2 separate regions of the Mus musculus genome follow, and region 2 is linked to region 1. Evidence: chromatin loops called from intact Hi-C (ENCODE). Cell type or tissue: left cerebral cortex. All regions are shown on one strand. Each heading gives the region's core, and the rest is flanking DNA. Links, peaks and the distances in the headings are about the cores only. Region 1 has its middle 21 kb from the start of Stmnd1. Region 2 has its middle 35 kb from the start of Gm45949.

Evidence for each region. A loop is a pair of places that touch in the nucleus more often than their neighbours do. Peaks named below come from ENCODE experiments on the same cell type or tissue, not always from the same donor. Only the 100,000 strongest peaks of a DNase experiment are listed, where the experiment ranks them.
Region 2: a loop joins it to region 1, with 2.5 times the contacts of the local background. A loop is called at or near these places in 2 of 42 quality-filtered maps.

The regions. Positions count from the first base shown.
Region 1 is chr13:46,247,314-46,258,744 of GRCm38, reverse strand. No RefSeq gene overlaps it. Among named protein-coding and RNA genes, the nearest start is that of Stmnd1, 21 kb to the left of the region's middle. In left cerebral cortex, for the core only: no CTCF peak of the experiment used is centred there; DNase peaks (open chromatin) are centred at 2,667, 4,388 and 4,756; H3K27ac peaks cover 357 bases.
Region 2 is chr13:46,090,495-46,101,925 of GRCm38, reverse strand. No RefSeq gene overlaps it. Among named protein-coding and RNA genes, the nearest start is that of Gm45949, 35 kb to the right of the region's middle. In left cerebral cortex, for the core only: no CTCF peak of the experiment used is centred there; DNase peaks (open chromatin) are centred at 3,109, 3,662, 4,993 and 5,382; H3K27ac peaks cover 1,583 bases.

The sequences.
Region 1 (11,431 bases), core at 2,266-7,265:
AGGGAGAAATGAAAACATAATTGAAGTAAAGAAAAAAAGCATGGTAATATCTTTGGATAAGTTTCCAAAGATTAAAAAACCAATTTCCCCAAACAAACAAAAACAATGCCACAGCACCTTCCCCTCCCCCCTCAAAAAAAACCTACTCTTCCAAGTAACTGACAGGTTAGTTGTGTGTGGTATCTAGCTCATGTCTGCAGTCTCAGCTCTTGGAGGCTGAGGCAGGAGAATAGATGCCAGTTTGAGCTAGCCTGGGGCACATAATGAGTTCTAAGGCAGCCTGGGCTCCTTAATGAGACTTGTCATAGAAGCCTGAAGCCACTTGAACAACAACACTTCCTAAGGACATGTGGCAATGGTTGCCCGTGATTTCAGAAGTCTCGTAGTTGGCAGTAGTTAGTTCTGTGATCTCATACATAATTTTTCCTGTCTGAACATCTAAGCATGGACCTACCAGCTCCTGTTGGATTCTTTTCCAAAACCAAATAGCTATGCCAATTGTTTATTGAGACAGTGCCAGAGAAGGGACAACAATGTTTTCAGGTCTCCTTTAAGAAAAGGGTGCTGGTTGGGGCGGGGGAGACTCCCTTTCTAGCTTTACTCTGAGACAAGTGAAGGTGAGGACTCTCTCCCAGCCCTCTGTGGAAGCTGGAGTCCTTCTGGACTAACAGTGGCTTTTGGGATGCTGCTGCTGTGATTAAGTCACCAAGAGCCACTGGGGGGCGATATCACCGCACCGATACTGAGTGCTACTCTTGCTTTTACTGTGTCCAAAGCTCTGAGTAAACTTAGGTGGTGGGTGATCTGGTGCATCTGTCTATGCTACAATTAAGTCCTAATGCACTAATTATGTCTCCTCTCAAAGTAACAGTGATAATCAGTGGAAGCAGCCAATACAGCCCGGCAGACTTCTGAGCTGGGTGCATTTGCTCCCTTTTCTTGTTTCCCTTTTATAGAGGACTCTTTGGAAGAAAGTGGGAAATGCCTGGGCAGCAGGTGGAGATGCCTAAGAGGCAAGTTTATCAATATACTCGAGACCAGCCACAGGGTGATCTTCCCAGCATCTTTCTCAAAGAAACATGCCTGGAGTCAGACGTTTGGAGTCCTATTTCTAAGAGCTCTGACTATCCTTTAGCTCCTCCATGAGTCTGCTACATTTAATAGAGGCTTCTTAAGTTCCTAATATAGGCTTCAGGTACTGTGTCCTGCAGAGATAGCCGTAAGGATACAATGTAAGCAGTAAGGATACAATGTAAGCAGTAAGGATACAGAGTAGTCCCTGCTCCAAGGTACCAGAGTCTGGTGAGGATGAAGACAACAGATTAATGATCAAATCTCTAGTCTCAAATCCCACAGATGACGTGAGGAAGAGTCTAAGTGCCTGTGAGATGGTCTAGCACAGGAAGGGATGGTCAGAAACTGATATCTGAGGGACAGATGAAGGAGCAATGCTCTAGGTTGTCCCCAAGGAAACCTGGATTAACCAGAGAGACATGATGTCCTTTAATGACAGGGCACTCTCCAGATAATGTTAAGAGTTTGAGATCTTTTTTTTTTAATTTGGAAAATTAAATGTTGAGTGATCCATTCATATCTTTGCAAGGTCAGTCTGGCTTCTGTTTTTGGGAAAAATGTTTGGAAGGGAACTGGGGTCAAAGCAGCGGGAATAACGAAGAGACAGGGAGACAGTCTCATCATCAGGAGACATGTGACAAATGCTTCACAGAGAAGAGAGGACAAAACAGATCCCAGACACACAGTGAGCAAAGCAGGTGAGGCAGGAGCGAGGCGTCAAAGGTGACCCTTTAGCATCTGACGTGGGATGTGGTGGAAGGAGGTGACATTTACTGAACTGGGGAAGAGGGGATGATGAACAGAAGAAGACCGAGGGCTCAGTTTCAAACATGATCATTTTGGATGTCAGGAGACATTCGAGTGGGGGAGGTAAGGGGTTGAGGGAGATGATGTAAGGTCAAGACTCAGTCTTAGGAATCACCAGTGAAAAGCCCCAGAAATAGATGAGATTACCTCAGGGACACTACAGCAAGTGCACTAAGAACCCAGGAGGACCAGCTAAGAACCAGACCTTGTGGCTGGGGGGGGGGGGGGGGCAGTGTATAGAAACGGAGGGAAGATCTTTTCAGATGGAGTCACTTGGGTCAGGAGAACTTTCACAGTACACTCTAGAGTCCCCTCAGTAACTAAAAAACATTATTCAGTTAATCCAAAGGATGTATAATCCAGCTTAAAGTTTGAAAAGGAAATGGCACATGAGAGTCAGAAGTAATATTGATGTCATATTGGATTTCCACAGCTGCGATTGAATGCCGGTCATACACAACCAAAAAGTCGAAGGGTCCATTTGGGCTCACTGTCTTAAAGGATTTTTGTCTGTGGTCATTTGACTTGATGGGTTTGGGCAGCAGAGCACTGGAATGTCTTCGTTTAACTGTTGACAGGAAGTACAGGGAAGCAGACAGGAAGAGGTCAGGGCAAACATACCTCAAAGGGCAGGAGTCTGGCGACCTACTTCTGTAGCCAGGCCTAACATCGTAAGGTTTTCAGAAATTCCTCAAATCGCACCTCCAGCTGAGCGTTCACTCATGAACCCACTGGGGGAACATTTCATAGTGAATCATAACAGATGGGTTGTGGATTTAGACTCGAGAGGTAAAAATTTAAAACTTGGAAGGACGCTTTCAGGATTTTAGAACACTAAACATATCTTTAAACACACAAGTAGAGAACAACTGTCCAGGATAAGAATGATAAATACAACTTTTAGTGTTTAAATCTAAGAACTGTTTCACGGGGACTTGTGGTCTGAGTTCAGCCTTGCAGCTGGGGTGTATGAGCGCTGCTTGGGCAAACAAAGGGGTGGGGCTAGGCTACATACCATCCTTATCACCATCAGGGTGCAGGGATGGCAGAACTGAGCCTAAGATGGGGGCCCCAGCCAGGGTAAGAAACTACGCAGGCTGAGGATCCCTAGTTCCCGGGCACCCAGGTGCTGATAGGAACCTCGAAGAGTTGGGATTGTGATGAGCAGGCAGGGGTTGGGGTGGTAGGGCGAGGATGGGGTGTTGGGGGAATCCAGCTTAGCTCAGGGTGAGTGTCTGGAGTGCTAGAGGCCTTCTGCAGGGGACTTATTTGGTGAGGCTCTGTATGATGAAGCCTCTCTCCTCCCCCATGGCGGTTCTTGATGGGAGAGATGGTCCTTGTCCAAACTATTTACAGGTAGTAGAAAATAGATATGTAGGAGTTACTCAGGGTAGACCAGAGATTTAATACCTTTTACAGAAAGGAAGGTCTGGAAAGAGAAGCTTATTGACCCACCAGGGCCTTTCTAGATACTTCATTAACATGGAGAACTCTTTGCTTTGTACTGTGTCACTAGTTGAAACGATCCCCATGAGGAGTGTCGTGGCCATGTGCCCCAGGACAGGAACCAGGTCAGGAATAGATAAAATGCCTACCATTCTCAGACACGGAAATTACCGGGGTTTCTAAATCCACTCAACCTTCCCAGTTTTTGTCTGGTGACACTGTTCCACCGGCACCACAGGGGCTGGAGCAATTGCTGAGCTGTTATGAGCCCATACTGCTCTTTGCAGAGAACCAGAGTTACATTTCCAGAACCCATATCAGGCGGCTCAAAACTGCCTGAAACTTCAACTCAAGGGGACTCAGCATACTTCTCTGGCCACGCACGCACGCACGCACGCACGCACGCACGCTCGCACGCTCGCAGACACATACAGTCACAAAGCCAAAATGAGTTGACTATCTCCACCAGGGATTCTCCAATGCCACCTCTAGGGATGTAGAGAAACACTTGCCTGTCTGCCCAGACCTTTGGGATGGTCACAATATCTGTGTTTATATCACATAGAACCTGGAAACAGCCCAGATAGCTGTCTCAAGATAACTGATAAAGAAATTGTGGCATATTTACTGAAACCCAACCCAACACACCACCATCTGTAATGGGAAGCGATAAGCTATACCACTGTCTGATACATTTTAGTGGGCAGAAGATTGCTTACCGAGTGTCTAGTCAAAGCCTCAGAACATAAACACGGGCTCTAGAGAATAAACTGTACAAAACAATGGACCAAAATGAGAAACACATAAAGCAGACCCATAGCAGAGTTCTGTTTGATTTTTAGCCATCAGAGCATTTTAAAGGAGATGGCTATAATTACAAGATGTAGCTCCAAGATGTCCCTCAAATGCTTGGGCATGAGACTCCTTGCTTCTCTTTGCAGACAGGGATACTGTGTGAAAAATTTGAGAGGTAATGACTGAGGCTTCAGTGGGCGTGAGAGTCACACAGAAAGCCACGCAGAGAATAGGAACCGTATTTTGGGACTTGGAAGCATGCACATTTTCTACCTTCCCACATGGCATTTAACTCTTAAAGACTGTTCATTTCAGTTCTAGAATGTTCTATTCCACTGTGCTCTGAGTGGTGCATGCAATAAGGATGTGTCTATTTGATGCAACAGACATTGCAAATTGCTTCAGACTATAAATAAGACTATATTAAAACCAGTGGCAGCGTCCGCCTTCAGCTGGCCTGGTGGATCGCTCCACTCCATTAGGCCATTCTCTTGGTGAAATTTGGAGCTGTACAACTGGACTCAAGATTGCATTAATTCTGTCCTTGCCCGGGAAGACATTCCCATCTACGCCTGCTTTCTGTTTGAAGGATGAGTAAAAGGGAGATGTGGAGGTGTTGCTTGCTTCCAGAGCCTAAACTCACAAGTGGAGTCTTCTTGCTTCCTATTCCGTCAGAGTAAATGGTGCTACTATTTTTGGTTCAGTGTTCTTTTCCATTTCTGGTTATCATGATCAGAGAGAGGGGTAGGGAGGAGGGGAAGGAGAAAAGAAATTCTACTTTGTTCCTAAGATACTCTCTGATCTGCCAGGCATCTTGCTGGTTGTTATCCCAGGAACTCTCTCACATGCTATGTCCCTTGGCTGATGATGGTGTGTGTGTGTGTGTGTGTGTGTGTGTATGTGTGTGTGTGTGTGTGTGTGTGTGTGTGTGTTGGTGTATTTGTTTAGCTATTTTATTGAGTTCTTATGTCTACTACCCTTCCAACCTTTATTCTACCCTAATCTACTCCAACCCACAACAGTAGGTAGGAGAGGAAGAAGGTTAGAGGGAGAAAGAGAGTATAGACCTCTTTAGACTACTTCCTGCTGATTAAGGGTCTTGAGTTCCTTGGGGCAAGTTCAATCCCCATGGTCAGGATATCCAATTTCTTCTTGTCTCTTTGCTCAGGACAACTTGGCAAACTGTAGCAGCAGCAACAGCGACCAAGAGCAGCATCAGAGACCAGCATTAGGGGGAGCAGCAGATGTCACAGGCTCTCCTGGGGTTCTCCCATTTATCCCTTCTCCAGAGTCTCCAAGTTTAAACTATCTGCAGCTGCAAAACCCATGCCCCTCCTAGAGAACAACAGTTGTAGCGGCTGTGGACAAACTGAAGCAGCCCATATCCCTTGCCTGGGGTTAAAACAAAACCATGTTCACAGAACATAACTGGGCTTTAAAAGAAACCAAAATCTCACTGCTTGTGTGTATACATGAGTGCACTCGTGTGTGTGTGTGTGTGTGTGTGTGTGTGGTGTGCTCATGCATGCGGATTTGGGTGCACTCGCCCAGGTAGCATGTGTGAAGGCCAGACCTTGACATCTGGATGTCTTTGTCAATTCTTTCTCTACCTTCTTTTTTAAGACAAGGTTTCTCCCTGAGTCCAAAGCCTGTTGCTTCTGGTAGGTTGGCTGACCAGTGAGTCCCCAGGATCTGCCTTTCTCTATCCTTATCAAAAGCACTATGGACACACCCCTCCATGCCTGTCATTTTACATGACTGTTGGAGAGCCGAACTGAGGCCCGCCTGCTTTGCTCAGCAAGCATCTTACCTCCTGAGCCATCTCCCCATTTCCCCAGCCTCTATCCACTGTGTTTTTCATGAAAGAAGCATTGTATACATGCACGGCATATGGGGCAATGTCACCAAGCTCACCTCGGACTTGACACTGACTGTTCCTGAGTGGGGAGAAAAATGGGAAATGATAGTTCAACAAGGGTCCTGAACATGCCCCTTCTGGGTGAACGAGTCCAGCATGGTCCCTCAGACTTCAGTACCTTCGTTCAGCTGTACCTTCTCTCAGAAATGTCTGACTTCTTCATCCACAGGGGTGGGGTGTGTGGAGTGGGATGTAGTGTGTGTGTGTGTGGGGGGGGTGAGTGTAGTGCTAGGTGATGTGGGGGGAAGGGGCTCCTGTTCCTTCAATGGCCAGTGATGTTTTGTTTTGTTTTGTTTTGTTTTGTTTGTTTGTTTGTTTTGTTTCCCTCCGAAGCTTTTATAAAAAAGCCAGGCTTCTCCTCTCTGCTCTCTGGAGACTTCTTGCCCTTCATTCACATAGCCTGCCTGGACCCTGAGACGCTTGAGAGCAGGGATGAACGTGCCCCTCCACAGGTGTGCGTTCCTTACTTTTCTCATTGCTTGATGCGATGCCTAACAAAAGCAGCTTAACAGAGAGGGGGAGGGAGAGAGAGAGAGACAGACAGAAAGACAGAGAGAGACAGAGAGACAGAGATAGAGAGAGACACAGAGAGACACAGAGAGACACACACACAGAGACAGAGAGACAAGAAGGAGAGAGACAGAGATCTAGTTGGTTCACGGTTCAGCAAAAGCATTTTACTATAGCTGAAGAATGGGGTCCTCTCTGAGGTTGCATGAGACTGCTTGCTCCTTCTTGCCAGTTAAGAAGCAGAGAAAAGGACAGGTACTCAGCCAGGGAATATTACACCAATGAAACAGGATGGGTTGTGCTACTTTCCACCCTTCCCAGATCGATCCTTTGCTTCCATTCTTGTGACCTTATTTCCACTACTCTTGATCTATTATCGATGTTTCTTTTACTATCATTGGACCCTCCTTAGCCACAACCCCCACACAAGGTTCTAGAAAGTCGGGTGGGTATCTAGGTGGTCCAGGTGATTTCCTTATCACCCATGCTGTGGGGAATCTGTGATCTGTGGATTATTCCTGCACAGTATCTTCTGCCCCATTACCCGGGAGAGCTAGGTGTTGGCTTTTATTTTGCTTGGCAAGACCAAACAGATACAAAGCTGAACAGTATTCATATTGTATTGAAGTTAAAGGGTGTTATCTCCTCGCTAAGTGAATGGGTTCCCTGCAGATGTTCTTGATTAAATCTACCATTTCTCGTCACTAAGTGTACCACTGTGGACAAGTGAATTGCTTTAGGCAAGGCTTCTACAACAGCATATCAGGCAATTTAAACAACCACTATGAAACCCCTTATAGTTCCAGAGGCTCAAAGCCCAAACTGAAGATGTTCATTCACTCTGTTTCTGATAAGGGTTCTCTTCTTGGCTTGGTTGACCGATCTCTTCTCAAAGATGTAGAGAAAGATAGGAAGGTGGGTAGATAGGTAGATAACAGATAACAGGTAGGTAAGTAGACAGATATGTAGGTAGGTAGGTAGACAGACAGGTAGATAGGTAGACAAGTAGGTAGGTAGATGATAGATATAGATAGATGGAGAGATAGAGATAGATAGATAGATAGAAAATATCATATCTTTCATAGCTCTTCTTATAAAGGCACCAGTACCTCTAATAAGGGCCTCAACCTTATGATTTAATTGTTCCTCCATTCCAGCTCCAAATAAAACATGACATTGGCTACCAAGACTCTGGTACATGGACTCATGGGAACACAAACATTTAGTCTGTCACTTCTTCTCTGCGGTTCAGTTTCCTTATCAGTGAGTGGATCAAGAGTAATGACATTGATTGGGATTATGTCAAGAGAATCCAAATGGATGTTCTTAAAGCTCTTGATAACAAACACTGTGCAACGTCTTGTTGCTGTTGACGACAACGACTCCCAAGTTTGCCAAAGATGAAGAGCTGCATCAAAGGGGATCTGTGTCAGACCAGGTCAGCAAAATGCTAGAGAAATAACATGCAGGAAATAGTCAATATTCTGACACCAGACAAGCCCAAGTTATGCAAAAAAAGGGGGGGGATTAATTGGTCAGGTTTTGAAGTTTAAACCCTCATTTTTTCTGTTTTTAAATTTTGATTGACCAGATGAGGTCCCTCACGTATCTCTGTATTCCGGAACCGCATCTCAAGGATCATTATCTCCAACTAGCTAATGTTCAGCTGTAACAAGCATTACCTTCTAGTTTTAGTTGTTTATTTTATCTTTATTCTTTAGGTTTTATTCTATTTTATGTTTATGAGTGTTTCTCATGCATGGATGTGTGCCATGTTCATGCCCAGTGCCCTCAGAAACAGGGGCATTAGATGCTCTGAAACTTGAGTTGATTCTGTTGTTGTGAGGCAGCATTTGGGTGCTAGGAACTGAACCTGGGTCCTCTTGGAGCACCAAGTATGCCTCAGTGCTAAGACACCTTTCTAGGCTTGCCTTCAGTGTTTAGGATTGCCAGATCTGAAGAACTCCTCTATCCAATGCCCATAACATTCACCTTCTATTACATACATTTTGGTCTCCATCTCAGAAAAGACCCTAAGGACTTACCATGCTGAGACCTGTATTTCAAATGCGTGTTGTTGGTTTTAGTGTAAAGCACCTGATGGTGGGCTCTGAGACACAGATATTAGGGTCACTAAGACGGGAGGAAGAAAAGTCAGTGTTCTGGGTTATTCTCCAGGACTGAGTAGAAGCAAGTTTCTGTGTTTCTGTTGCCTTAGTCTTAGGGCACAAGACAAACTCAACATGTGCTGTGTTAGATGCTGTATGTCCAGACCAACCCTGGAGTAGGGAGTTTATGGTGATCCCATCAAGTAGCATACAGTTTTCTCCTTTGATGAACAAGAGAAGCATGGGAGACTGTTCCTTGGTTAATCCTGGTCCCAAGAACTATTACCAATTTATGGCAACTGGAAGGTTGCTTTTTCTTTCCTGGTGGCCAGCTAGTCTAGCTACTTGGTGAATTCTGGGACAGCAAGAGATTCAGTCTGAGAGAGAGAGAGAGAGAGAGAGAGAGAGAGAGAGAGAGAGAGAGAGAGAGAGAGAGAGGAGAGAGAGAGAGAGAGACAGAGACAGAGAGAGAGAGACAGAGAGAGAGAGAGAGAGAGATGAGGTGGATAATATCTGTGATGGTTTGAATATGCTTGACCCAGGGAGTGGCACTATTAGGAGGTGTGGCCTTGTTGGAGAAAGAATATCATTGTGGGTATGGGATTTTAGACCCTTGTCCAGCTGCCTGAAAGCCAGTCTTCTCCCATTTGCCTTTGGAATAAGAGGTTGAACTCTCAGCTCCTCCTGCACCATGCCTGCCTGGATGCTGCCATGTTCCAGCCTTGATGGTAATGGACTGAACCTCTGAACCTATAAACCAGCCCCAATTAAGTGTTGTCCTTATGAGAGTTGCCTTGGTCATGGTGTCTTCTCATAGCAGTAAAACCCTAGCTAAGACAGTATCCAAGCAATGACATCCAAAGTTGATTATGGCCTCTCCATATATGTGCATACATATCTATGAGCAATCATCCATATATGTGCACTTGCATGTACAAACACACATATGCACACACAGCAGAGATAGAGACAGAGTCATAGACAGTGAGTAAGTGAGAGAGAGAGAGAGAGAGAGAGAGAGAGAGAACCTTGTTGGTCTAATTCATTTTGAACAATTAACAGTAAGCTAAACCTTCAGACATGTTTGCCATCTTGTGTTCTGCCAGCACCATAATCTATCCATTAACCTATAGCCACAGCCTCAATGCAGCGCACATGAGTGCTACTGGTCATGTTTCCTTTTCTAACTTCTGACTGGCTCAGTAGCATGCACCGTTACTTACCCATGCTCCCAGCAATGTGCTCATGATGCCTCCTGATGATTTATCTGACAGCTTGGACCTGTCTCTGCAGTGGAGAACTCAGGTTCAAGTCTACATTTCTCTTCCCAGGCACCCATAATGCACTTAAACCCACTATGCACTCAAGTCCCACTTCCCCTTTCATAGCACATTTGCCTTGTGGGTCCTCACTTTAACTCACCTTTCCATATGAATCTCAGTGTCAGAACAAATGATCTCTATTGTTAATGGCCCCTGGCCTTGACCTTGTCCTGTGGCCAGAGTGTAAGCATAAAGGCTTAAACTTCGGGTGGCTGCAGATCTAGGCCCATCGCTCCTATCTGAGGCTAAGACATGCTAAGATATGCTAAGACATGAGGCTAAGACATCCCCTCTACATTTCATTTACTTCATCTATATAAATATAATGGTTTCTCAGAGACACTGGGGGGAAGTGGTCACCAACCCTTAGCACAGTGTTGGTGCCCAGGACTTGGAACCATCAATCAGCTGTAAGTATTTGCCTGTCCTCTTACCATTGGCCCAGGCTCGGTTCTGTATCCGAGGGCTTCACTTTCACAGATAGACAGTGGCTAGCATCTCAGACCATCAGCACAGTACTGAGATGAAATGGACCACAACTTGCAAGACTCATGGTCTGACCACTATCAATGTTTATATAATCCATGGCATCCTTCCTCAAGCAGGAATTATAACTTTTTCTCTGGGTTGTGTTCCCTTCTTCGGTATGTTCTGATCATTACTATTACTAATATATTCCCGGCCTTGAGTTAGGTTAAACATCCTTTGTAGCTCACAGGCTCCTGCAGTCTCAAGCAGTTCTATAGTTTATTCTCTCTGATTCTAGGCTTCTCAGGGCTCTTTGGTTAATAATACCCTGCTGCCCACATCATGGATTATAGTCATATTGCTGTTGGTTCATCGATTCCTCCAGGAAGCCCACCAAGATTTATCAGAGGAGGCAGGCTCAGGACCCTTGTATCTTCATCTACAAATATTTGATGGATGGATAATAACTGCAGTAGTTACTTTGTTGTTGCTAGTTCAAAATATCTGAAAAAAAAAGTATACGGTCAAATGAAGGGTTATTTTGTATAGTGGATTGGGGAGACGGTGCCCACAGTGGTGAAGAGGGCACATCAGTGGAGAACACAGGCAATATCTGCAGTCAAGAGACAAAGAGAGATGAGTCTAGTGCTCTGTTCAATGTATCATCTTTCCAATTTCATTTGGTTTGGTACCACAGCCTATAGAGTGGTGCTGTCTGTGTTCAGGGTGGGTTCCTCTTCCTCAGTTAAAGTTCTCTAGAAACACCCCACAACTGTGTCTAGAAGCATCTCCCAGGTGATTCCTGACAATAAAGAGTATCCCAGTAAATGTATTAAAGCTCTCCACTATCCAATATCCAATATCAAGAGACTCACAAACTGAAGGCTTGGTTCTCGGCTGGCAGCATTAAGGGCATGGACTGCATCATAAGGGTGTTATAATCTCACCAGGGGATAATGAATCTACATGTTTGTATCAGAAGA
Region 2 (11,431 bases), core at 3,086-8,085, 160 kb after region 1:
CTCAATTGGAGAGTTGGCTAGATCAGGTTGGCCTATGGCCATGTCTGTGGGGCATCGTCACGACTGCTAGCTGATGTAGGAGGACCATGGCCACTATGAGAGGTATCGTCCCTAGGTAGGGAGTCCTCGGTTGTATGGCTGAGATTAAGAAGTGAGCCTATAAGCAGTGTTCCTTCATGGATTCTGCTTCATGTCCCTGTCCCTGTCCTGACTTCCCTCCCTGATAGACTGTGACCTCTGACCAAGAAGTGTAAGATGAAATAAATCCTTTCTTCTCCCAAGGGGTTTTTAGTCAGAATGTTTTATCACAGATGCAAAAATTAAACCAGATCACGTTTCTTCCATCGTTCGTCCTACAAATTGTATCTGGTCTTCAACCTTTGGTTGTCTCAGAGAACTGCTGGGTTTAAGCTGTGGTACTCTGGCCAGCCAACCTCTCCAGGTTATCAACTTCAGAAGTCGTGGGGCGTGGGAAGCCACACTCTGACACTCCCTGTTGCCTGCCCGTCTTAGCTGTGATTCTCTATTTGTCATGGTGGATGGTGAATTCTGTACAAATTCCTCCTCCAGAAGCTGTTCTTATATTTTATGTCACACTATTTACTTTTGCTGTTGTGGGGATAGATTTTTCTTTTGCATGCTCTATTTTATTGCTTTCAGTTGTGTAATGACATTCATGGGTCTGCAATTGCTCTTCTAGTACTCAAGAGCTGAATGGAACCAGGAAGACCAGAAAATAAATGGCAGCCCAATTTGGGTGAATCACTCCAGTATATCAGTTCAAATGGTCTCCAAGCACCTCAGGCTGAGTCTATATGAGAAAATAGCATCCAACCTTTCAGACTATGGCTACCCATGTAGGGTAATAGGCTTATACTGGTTTCATATGTGTTCATATGTGTCTCAGTATGAGCACTAAAATCCCCACATCCTGGCCACTCAGCCCCAGGCAAATGGGGATAGTTGGTCACTATATCCTTCCATATCCACTCCAAAACAGCGTCTGAGTGCATAATCTGTCTTCCACATCCTCACAATTGTAAAGGCTGTGAATATAGGGATCGGATGACTTGTGAGTTATCACTGGTCAATGCTAGGGAACAATGATCCCAACAGTATCTCCTGGATACTGTGCTACAGTTGAAGCATTGTACCCTCCTGCCCTTGATGGTGGGGCTTTAAGCTCCCACTGGCCCAAGACGACTAAGTGTTCTGATGAACACTCCCACTTTTCCTTCAGGATTGACCACTAGCCTCATACTCCTCAAGAGAAGGCCATGGTACAAAGAAAGACCCAGTGAGGCAGGTTGCCCTACATAGTACCCTTAGCTACCTATGGCATCTCTCCATAGGGCATATTAGAAACTCTCTATCCTGTCCATAACCCATGAACTACTATGTAGCTAAACTAAGTCCCTTCATTTGCTTACCAACATAATGTGTTTAAATTTAGTTTCCTGGGTCTCCCTCAGCTTGCTAGGGAGACAGAGTCTCAATCCCTTATCCTCTTACCCCCACCCCCAAATCAGTGCTCTGCCTGGGAATCAGGACGCATTTGTGCCGCCCAAGTCTCCCATTTCCACCACCCCTACTCTCTCCCCATTTTGGGGAACCAAGAGGGATGGCCTTTCTTGTCTTTGCACTCCCTCTGTATTAAATGCTTCTTCTCTGGAGTCTAAGCACGATGTGAAAATGGCCCACCAGCTCTACCTCTTGCTATGTTTAGGAGAGAGATGTATAAAGACAGCGCAATGCTTTTCCATAGCAATACAGCTAAAATCTCTAGATGCAAATGTTAGAAATTCAGCATTCATGTTCCCCTTCCATTTCAACAATGGTCTTTTCATCTCCTTTGAACATCTTCATGCCCAAGCAAAGGCAAATCCCAAAGCAAGAGACTTTGGTACACTCCCAAATAATACTCCTTTACATGTAATTCCTAATACATGGGTGCTTTTGTAAAATTTGAAATATAGTTCTTGCTGACTCCATTCTTTAGAAATTGAACTTTTTAGCATCTTTTGTTTTCTACTAAAGGACTTGTATCCTTTATATTTTGGCTTAACACAATGAGGATTTTTAATTTTAGAGGATCTTTTTATTTTATTTTTTGCTTTATGAATTTTTATTAGTTGTGATTGGTAGAGTATAGAGTACATGTTTGAACCTGTTAGGATTGTATTTCCCAAAGTTCCATGGGTATGAAGAGTTGTCACTAATGACAGAGTCCACCATGAAATATGTTTTAGATATTCAAAATGAATAGGGTTAAACGGACTTTTCGCTAATGTTCTTACAAGGTTTAGAATGTGGATGAATTTTAAGTTCCTGAAGTAGGAAATACACTACATGACAAGTTGATTTGCCTCATCTCCTCTATATCTCTAGTAAAACGTTCACCCCAATCAAGGTATCTGTTGTCAATGTTGAATGTCCTGTGGTTACTCATGAAATCCTGATGGCTCAGAGACTGACCTCTAGGGTTTTCAGTAGGATTCCTCAACCACAGGGTCCCCTTGACTTCAGCCACTGGTAGCCTCTGGCAGATGATGGAGAATGTGAAGCAAGAAAACCCAGTGTAACCACCTCCTACCTCCCTTCCTGAAGGATGTTGGGTGGGCAGTGCCATATTCTTCTCCTAAAGATGGCTCTTAAGGTAATTGCTCTCATGAAGTCATGGCTAAAGCCACAGTTCCCATAGTTACAGCACTCTCTCCTTCCCTGAGACCCTTTAAGGTCCCAACCTGTGGGTCTTGGCCCTTTTGGGGGGTGTCACATGACCCTTTTTCAGGGGTCACATATCAGATATCCTGCATATCAGATATTTACATTATAACTCATATCAAGAGCAAAATTAGAATTATGGAGTAGCAATGAAGATGATTTTACGGTTGGGGAGTCACTACAACATTAGGAACTGTATTAAAAAGTCACAATAATTAGGAAGCTTGAGAACCAGTGCTTTAGGGCCTAGGAGTTGGCTATAATCACCTGCTGTGACAGCGCTTAGCGTGATTCATCATCTCCCACCAGATCCCATGAGACCCTAAGCACAGCTTCATCAAACGCTCACCAGTTACAGCACTGGAGAGAGCCATCTCCTTCCTGTCAGTCTCGTGACTCATACCACCTCCCACAAAGCACTGCGATCAATATATACTTCTCTCTTCTTTCCCCTTAAATCCCCAAATTTTGGTGAGTTAATATGCAAATTTATATTTCACTTCCTTGTTTTAACACGGCATTAATAGCATCAATACTATTTCATGCTGAGAATTTTTTTTTTGCAAGTACCGATGACATCTTGCACTCGGTTCCCTCAAAGATTCTTCAAAGTGTTAAAGAAACTCTTGTTTCGACGGTTTAAATGCTCCCTTGTAGCACTTCTGTGCCAGCAATGTCTGCATTCCTGAGTGTTTTCTTTGGTTAGTCACTCAGTTACCTAGAGTCGTTGTCAAAAAGAATCCATGAGTTGTATATTTTTTTAAGTCATTGCATAGCTTAAAATAACATTATGTTCCCTTCTCAGAACAATGATCTGGCTTCATATAGAATTCATGAATCACCACCCCTCTCTACAGCCTTTGGCTCTCACTTCCAATATCTCCTGTATTTTAAGACCATGAAGAAGGAGTCTGGGGCCGACCCAGTTTTCCCTCGGGCCCGGTATGGCCAACCTGTTCCCCGGTACTGCCAGCCAACATTTCTGTATTTCAGAAAACTCTTCTTCCCACACACGTACACTTTTAAACCGTGAAAATATCCTGCTTTTCAAAGTTTCCCCATGGGACTTAGCATTCAGTGACACTTCTGTCTGCTCCAGTCTTTAACATAATGCTTACAAAATGATGGTGTTTACCAATTGGTCTTGGAGACTTGGCAATAAGGAAGAATGCTTTCTTCTCCTTGAATTACCTTTCCCCTTAGGTTCAGCATGGACAGGTGGTTTTGTAATCTCCGCCCCGCCCACCCCCAGTGGCTTGTGATCTCTTACTCTGCTTAATTATTTTAGTGTTCAGATTTTCCAAGATCTGAATAAGGCAAGTCCCTATGCCCTGAGACATGGTCCTTAGAATCCTGTCGTCAATTCAGAAGGTGATAAAGGGGCAGAGAATCAAATGCCTGTAGTCAAAGTGCCAGCCTTGAGATCATGACACTTTTTGTGGTACTTCTTTATAGCCATGATTACAGTTAGGCATCAGTATACAGATTTCCTTACATAGGTCTTCAAACCTTCCTCCAGGGCACAGGATTTTGTATGCTGAGTTTTATTAGTTTCTGAATTCAGTCATATATATATATATATATATATATATATATATATATATATATATACACAAACTTTGGGGAGAGGTCAGGTATTAAGGCATGATCTATTTGCTGTACATGAGTTCAGTGCAGTGTGCTTATGCAAAAATGTATCTAAAAATACAGCACAGCCTAATGATGTGAGCACCTGTGGGGTGTGTGTGTGTGTGTGTGTGTGTCCCTGTGTAAATACAGTTACTGAGAAATGTCCAGGAAACCGCCTGTTCTTAATTAACACCACAGTGCAGGTGGCATCAGATGGAGCTGGCTATCCAAATCAGATGAAGCCCGAGGCTTGCAAGTGGTTGGTTCTGGGATCACTGAGGTCTAGCAGAACACTGAAAGGGGAAGCAAGCTGGAATGAATTCAAGCTGAAGCCACGCCCACAGCAGGGATTTGCTCTAGCCTCCAACGCAGCAAGACCCTGAGGTGAGGGAGGAGGAAGCCAGGACCCTGGATAGCTCCTAGGCTCGCACTGGTTTGGTAGACATCCTGAACAATCAGGCTTATCTTTAGACCATCACTTTGATTCCCTGTTCTGTCTAGACTCTCAGAGTGCTGCCACCTCCTTATCACCTCTCTATGTAATCAAGTAACCTCTTCCGTCCTCTTCAAAGCTCTTGCAATTGCTGTGCTGAGTGGGCTGGGTTCTTAAGGAATATTCAAATCTCTAGAAGGAGCTGTAAAGACCAGAATGGAGACTCTGGGAAAAACGCCACAAAGCAGGGGAAAAAAAAAAGAAATAATGAATAGTGTGGTCCTCCTTACCTTCACGTGGGTGTTTGAGTCGCCCCTCAGATGCCTCTCTGAAAGTGTGAGGAACACCTGTGTGTAACTCGTACACAACATAGAGGGCTGTGTGGAAGGACACATAAGCCCATATCCTAGCTCCATCCTGCCACTCAGCTTGTGACACATGGTCGTCAGAGATAGCACCCAATGTCCCTGGGCTCTGCCTTCCCCGCCAGGCTGCCACATGCCACCAAGAGATGCAGTTCTCTCTCCTCTCTCTCATTTTGCATAATCAGTTTCTATTCTGTCGCGTTCTCTCACACATGGCGCTCTGAGACTATGCAGGAAAACAGAGGAGATTTTTCAGTTCAGATGAGTAGCATAATTTTACGTTGTGCTCAGCCTGTTTGGTAAATGAAGTCAATTACTCATGGATCTGTCAGAGGAAGAGAAAGACTCGTGGAGGCTTGGCACCTGTTTTTAGCTCCAGAGACCATCTCCTCCTCTCTTTCATCACAGAGACTCATAACAAGTCAAACCATTGTCCTGGGAGTTAATCCTTTTAGATGTCTAACTTTAAAATCCATTGCATGGATTTCTTCAGCTGGTGTTAAAGGATTCCCTCCTTTGAACAGAGACTGAAGGAATGGCCATCCAGAGACCACCCCACCTAGGGATCCATCCCATCTGCAGATACCAAACCCTTACTCTATTACTGATGCCAAGAAACCCTTGCTGACAGGAGCCTGGTATGGCTGTTCCTGAGAGGTTCTACCAGTACCTGACCAATACAGAAGCAGATAGATACTCACAGCCAACCATTGGACCGAGCTGGGGACCCCAATGGAAGAGCTAGGGGAAGGACTAAAGGAGCTGAAGGGGATTGCAACCCCATAAGAAGAACAATATCAACTAACTGGACCGCCCAGAGCTCCAGGGACTAAACTACTCATCAAAGAGTATACATGGAATGATCCATGGCTCCAGATACATATAGAGCAGAGCATGGCGTTATCTGACACCAATGGGAGGGGAGGCCCTTGTTCCTATGGAGGCTTGATGCCCCAGCGTAGGGGGATGCTAGAACAGTGACACTGGAATGGGTGAGTGGGTGGAGGCAAAGGGGAGGGGGAGGAAGGAAGGCAAAATGGGGGGGGGGGTTGTGGAGGGGCTACCAGGAAGGGGAATATTATTTGAAATGTAAATGAATAAAATGATTAATTAAAAATAAACTTCAAGCTACTTACTTCTTTATCAAATTTCTCAAACACCAATGAGTTAACTTCCTTTCCTGTTATGGTCATAAAACATCATGATGAAACCAATTCACAAGAGAAAGGAATCCCACCTCCATCATGGTGAGGGGGTGTGGGTGTCAGGACTTTGAGGTAGCTGGTCATATTGCATCTACAGTCAGGGAGCAGGGTAGTGAATACCTATGCTAAGCTTCCCCTTTCTGTTATGCAGACCAGGACACAAGCTCAGTTTTAGGATGGTTCTCCCCCTCTTGAATAACTTAATCAAGAAAAATCCCTCACGGTCATGCCCAGAGACTACACTGCTTTAAATAATCCCTCGCCAGTGTGCTGGAAGATCTGTCTCTTCGGTGATTCCAAATCCTGTCAAATTGAAAATCAACACTAGTTGTCACAACCACTTACTGCTTGGATCAGAGATTCAGTTTTATCCTTGACAGTACCCAGTCTAGCAAAACCACACCATCTCCAAACCTGAGAAATAACAGTGGGATAGTAATATCATCTCACCTTCCTTGCGAGATCACAGAGAGGAAGAAAGATAGTCTAGAAGAGGGCTTCATGCCCTAAACTCTCAGCAGGGATCTTTCACTGTCCACAGTGTTCCCATGGTCCCCCCAACTTGCTAAAGGTCACACTCTACCAGGCCCTTATAATCTATACACAAAATTTTTCCATTTATTCCTGCTTAATGTGGTGGACTTTCTCTTTTGACTGAGTATGGGTGCCAGTCCTCTCACTGGGCGTGGTCAGCATGGAATAGTAAAATCCAGAAAGCTCGGGACAACGAAGAATCACACAGGAGTGTCAAAAGGGCTAGCAGAGCTTGAATGTCAGTAAATAATTCAGATGCAGAACTGGGGTGGGGAGGTTGTTTGTTTACTTGTTTTTGTCTGTTTGTTTACTCATCAGAGGGCACCCAAGTGGACCTCTTTATCCCCCTTGTCTTGGAAAGGCTGACTATGGTTGTGTTAGGTCTGCAATATTTCCCAGCTAAGTGGCCCTAAGAGTCTCGATGATAAACACTTAGAATTTCTTTCCTTTCACTTCAAGAACTTTAAAAATGGCAAGGTGATTGAAAAGCACTCATGTGGCAACACACATTTGTTTTTTTGTTTTGTTTTGTTTAAAAAAAAGGTTCCAAAATGTTGGAAAATCTGTCCAAATGCTACCTTGTCGTTGTGGAACACCACAAGAGGCCTGGTGAGTTTATGGTACTTTAAAAGACCTGCAAAGTGGATCTGATTCTCGTTTCTTCGTGTGATCAATAGGTGTTTCCATTAGTACCACAAAAAGACTCTTCTCAAACTTCTAGGCAGCACCATCCTAACAGACAAGAAGTAAACAATCCAAAAATAGCTGCTCACTCATTTCCCTGTGTTGAGAGAGGCAGATCTGACCTGTGACGGGAGACTCCTGTCAACCGAGATCTATGGGGGGTTTAAAACCACCTTCCATCTCCCCACAAGCTGGTGGTCATATGGGAGCCATTTAATCAATTTGGGGCTCTGGTTTTCTTCCTCTTCCTGACCACTACCTCCTCAGTCACTCCACTTCCCATGAACACGCCTCCAGGTGGAGGGACTGGGAGAAGAGACATTGATTAACTCAGGCAGGTCAATAGGAGTACTTTCAGCTACCTACACGGATGCAAGAGTGGACGGAGTGTGGTCTGTGAGCCCTCTGTGAACCTCTCATCTCCAGCCATCTCTTCCCCTTTGGTACAGCCACAAATAACTACAGGTGGACCAGACCAGAGTACCTCTAATATAAAAAGTCTATCTATCTATCTATCTATCTATCTATCTATCTATCTATCTATCTATCTATCTATCTCTATCTACATATCTATCTATTCACCTACCTACATATTTATCTTCTATCTATCTGTCTATCTATCTATCTATCTATCTATCTATCTATCTATCTACATATCTATTCACCTACTTACATATCTATCTATCTGTCTATCTATCTATCTGTCTATCTATCTATCTATCTATCTATCTATCTCCACTTTTCTACCTCTATCTCTCTATCTCCCTCTCCCTGTCTCATGTGTGTATGTGTCTCTCTGTGTGTGTGAGTATGTTGGCCCTTAAAGCAGCTTTTATGTACACACTTATTTTTTTCTTGTCTTCCCTTGTTTCTGTGGTTTAGGTTGCCTCTGGTCAACCATGGTCCAAAAAATATTAAATGGAAGACTCCAGGAATAAACAATTCTTTGGGTTTAATATTTTTTATCATAGTATGCTATAACTATTGTCTTATTTTGTTATTAGTTATCACTTTTAGACTCTTCCTGTGTCTAATATATAAGTGAAACCACACCAGATTATATATATATTGTAATCTCAGGTTTCTTGTATCTGCTAGAGTTTTAATATACAAACCATTTAGGGCAGGGACAGCAGCTATAAAGAATGTATCTACTTGGAAGCATCTGCCTTCCCAACAGAAGCTGGTATGACTGGAGGTGAGGGGGACACCCTTTGGTTGCATCCTAGCTGAGACAGCACATTCTTCACCTGACTCTCATTCAGCAAGCAGACTTCCAAGCCCCTGAAAACAAGCTGCTCCCAACATCTGCGGGGAAACAAAGGCAAGGCTGGGGAAGGAACCCAGAGATGAATATTTCAGCAGAACCGTGGGAAGAGATACACTGCAACTTGGGAGCAGCCTTCTGTACCACATGCCATAAATTAGCACAATATAAATTTATACATATTTACACCACATAGTCTCTAACTATATAAATCTTCAATGCTCTGGCTTGAGGAGTAGGTGTAAGGGAACAGTCCATATGCTTGTTCATGTTCCGTGGAGCTCCAGGGAACTTTGTCATTGCATTCTCCCTTCGTGTATAATTGTGTATACATTGCATAGAACATGTTTAGGTACATAGACAATCAACATAGATCGTACAATTACATATGATCATATATTAATCATATGCTTATAAATGCAGTTGTGAGAATAATTGTCATACATACAGTTTGACATGAATAAGTAGTATATAAGTCGAGTTTTGTTTAAATCGGTGCCTAAAGGCAAACCTCTATTTTAGAAAATATTGCCCTGGTTTTTTTTTTTTCCTAAGGCCTTCTCAGGGAAAGAAAAATTAGTTTACTTCAATTGAGCGCTTACCTGGAGAGGACTTAGGTATCCTAACACTGTCAACGACGACGTGTCTATCCGGAGAGTAAACGTTTCACAGGTGCAAAGGCTAATACAAGCACAGTCTCGTGGCCGCATCCCCATGGAAGCGAAAGAGGCGCCAGCACCAGGCTTCACACCTGCCGCTTGAACCTTCTTAGCTGGTGAGAGAGAGAGAGAGAGAGAGAGACCTTGTAGGTGCTGGGGAGAAAGGGACGGTTGAACTCACAGAATTGCTGGGCTTTGTGTCTGGATCTGCCATTTCCTTATGCTCTGAATCTCTCTGCGGAGAGGGTGGATGTGGATTCTCTGAATGTCTAACATATGAAACAAATGCGTGACATGGAGCAGGGAGGAAAGCCCTTCACAACCCTGGTGTCTGTGTGTGTGCTCTCCAGTTATTGTTATGGGTTCTTCTCTAGTTTTCTCAGCAAACAAAACCCATTCAGTTTCTTTAACACTTACAGCTTTCTTGAAAGCAAGCTACATCTGGGTTGTTGTTGACACTCTTTGTTTCAGAAGGAAGCCAGCCAGGGGCTGGAGAGATGACTTAGCATGCATTGTTCCTGCAGAGGTGCTAAGCTCAGGCCCTCTCTTCACACTCACAAGAGCCGGGAGCCCTAGCTCCTCACGATCTGTTGTCTTTGGCCTGTGAGCATGGCACAAACACACACAAACACATACATGCATGCACACACATACACTCATACAGAGATGCGCAGAGAGACACATATATACACAGACTCTGACACTGACAAACACATGCATATACACACATGCATATACACACATGCACACTCACATGCGCGCACACACGCATACACACACACATACATGCACACACCCACATACAGAGATGCACAGAGAAGCACACACATACACAGACTCTGACACTGATACACACACACACACACATGCATACACACACATGCACATACATACATACAGAGACACATAGAGAGACATACACAGACTCTGACACTGACACACAAAGACACACAGACACAGACATAGGCACACACACGTGTACACACACACACACACACACACACACACACACACAGAGTAATGACAGTCTCCAAAGAGTTCTGTGCCTCTGGTTCAGTAGGACTAATCTTTCCCTCTTTGCTCATGAGAGGGTACTATTTACAGCTCATGTGAGAGTCAGACAGGAAACCCTCCTTCTGCCCACATCCTTACCGGCAAGAAAAGGACTCTACACACAGAGATACCCTTAAACTCCACGCAGAGGTCAAGATCTAACCTGTGGTCACAGACAAGAACTGAGTGAAGCTAGGTCCTCAGGACACCACCCATGTATACGACCAGCCTCAGTGTCACCGTATCCAGCAGAGCAGAGAGATGTCAAACAAATCCCCCAGCCCCATACTCAGTAAAGCTATTGGTATCTAGGGCACCCTCCTGAGGATTAGTTTTGGCATGGACTCCTAAAGGGCACAGAGGAGCGCCATCTTAGAGGAGACCTCAGCCAGCCTCCTCCTCTGTGCCCGGAGGAAGGACTGCCGACAAGGACCATGGCCATCCTCCTGCCCACCCATTTCTTCTTTTATCTCCATCATACTGTGCTGGAGATAATGCAGGAAGTAGAGAGTGCCCAATCAAGACTGACATTTCCAGTGCTGAGATCATAGATCACTTTCAATGGCTCATAGAATCCATGGCTCCTTTCCCAGAAAAAAAAAAAAATGCTTGTGACAGAAAACTGTAAATACTGTTTTAGAAGGCTGATTGACAGTTGAGATGGAGAGTTTTATGTCAACCTGACACGAGCAAAAGCCATTGGAGAGGAGGGAACTTCAATTTAGAAAATGCCTCCATAAGATCAGGCTGTAGGGAAGCCGGAAAGGCATTTCTTTCATTAGTGATTGATAGGGGAGGGCCCAGCTCACTGTGGGCGGTGCCATCCCTGGGCTGATGGTCCTGGGTTCTATAAGAAAGCAGGCTGAGCAAGCTGGGGA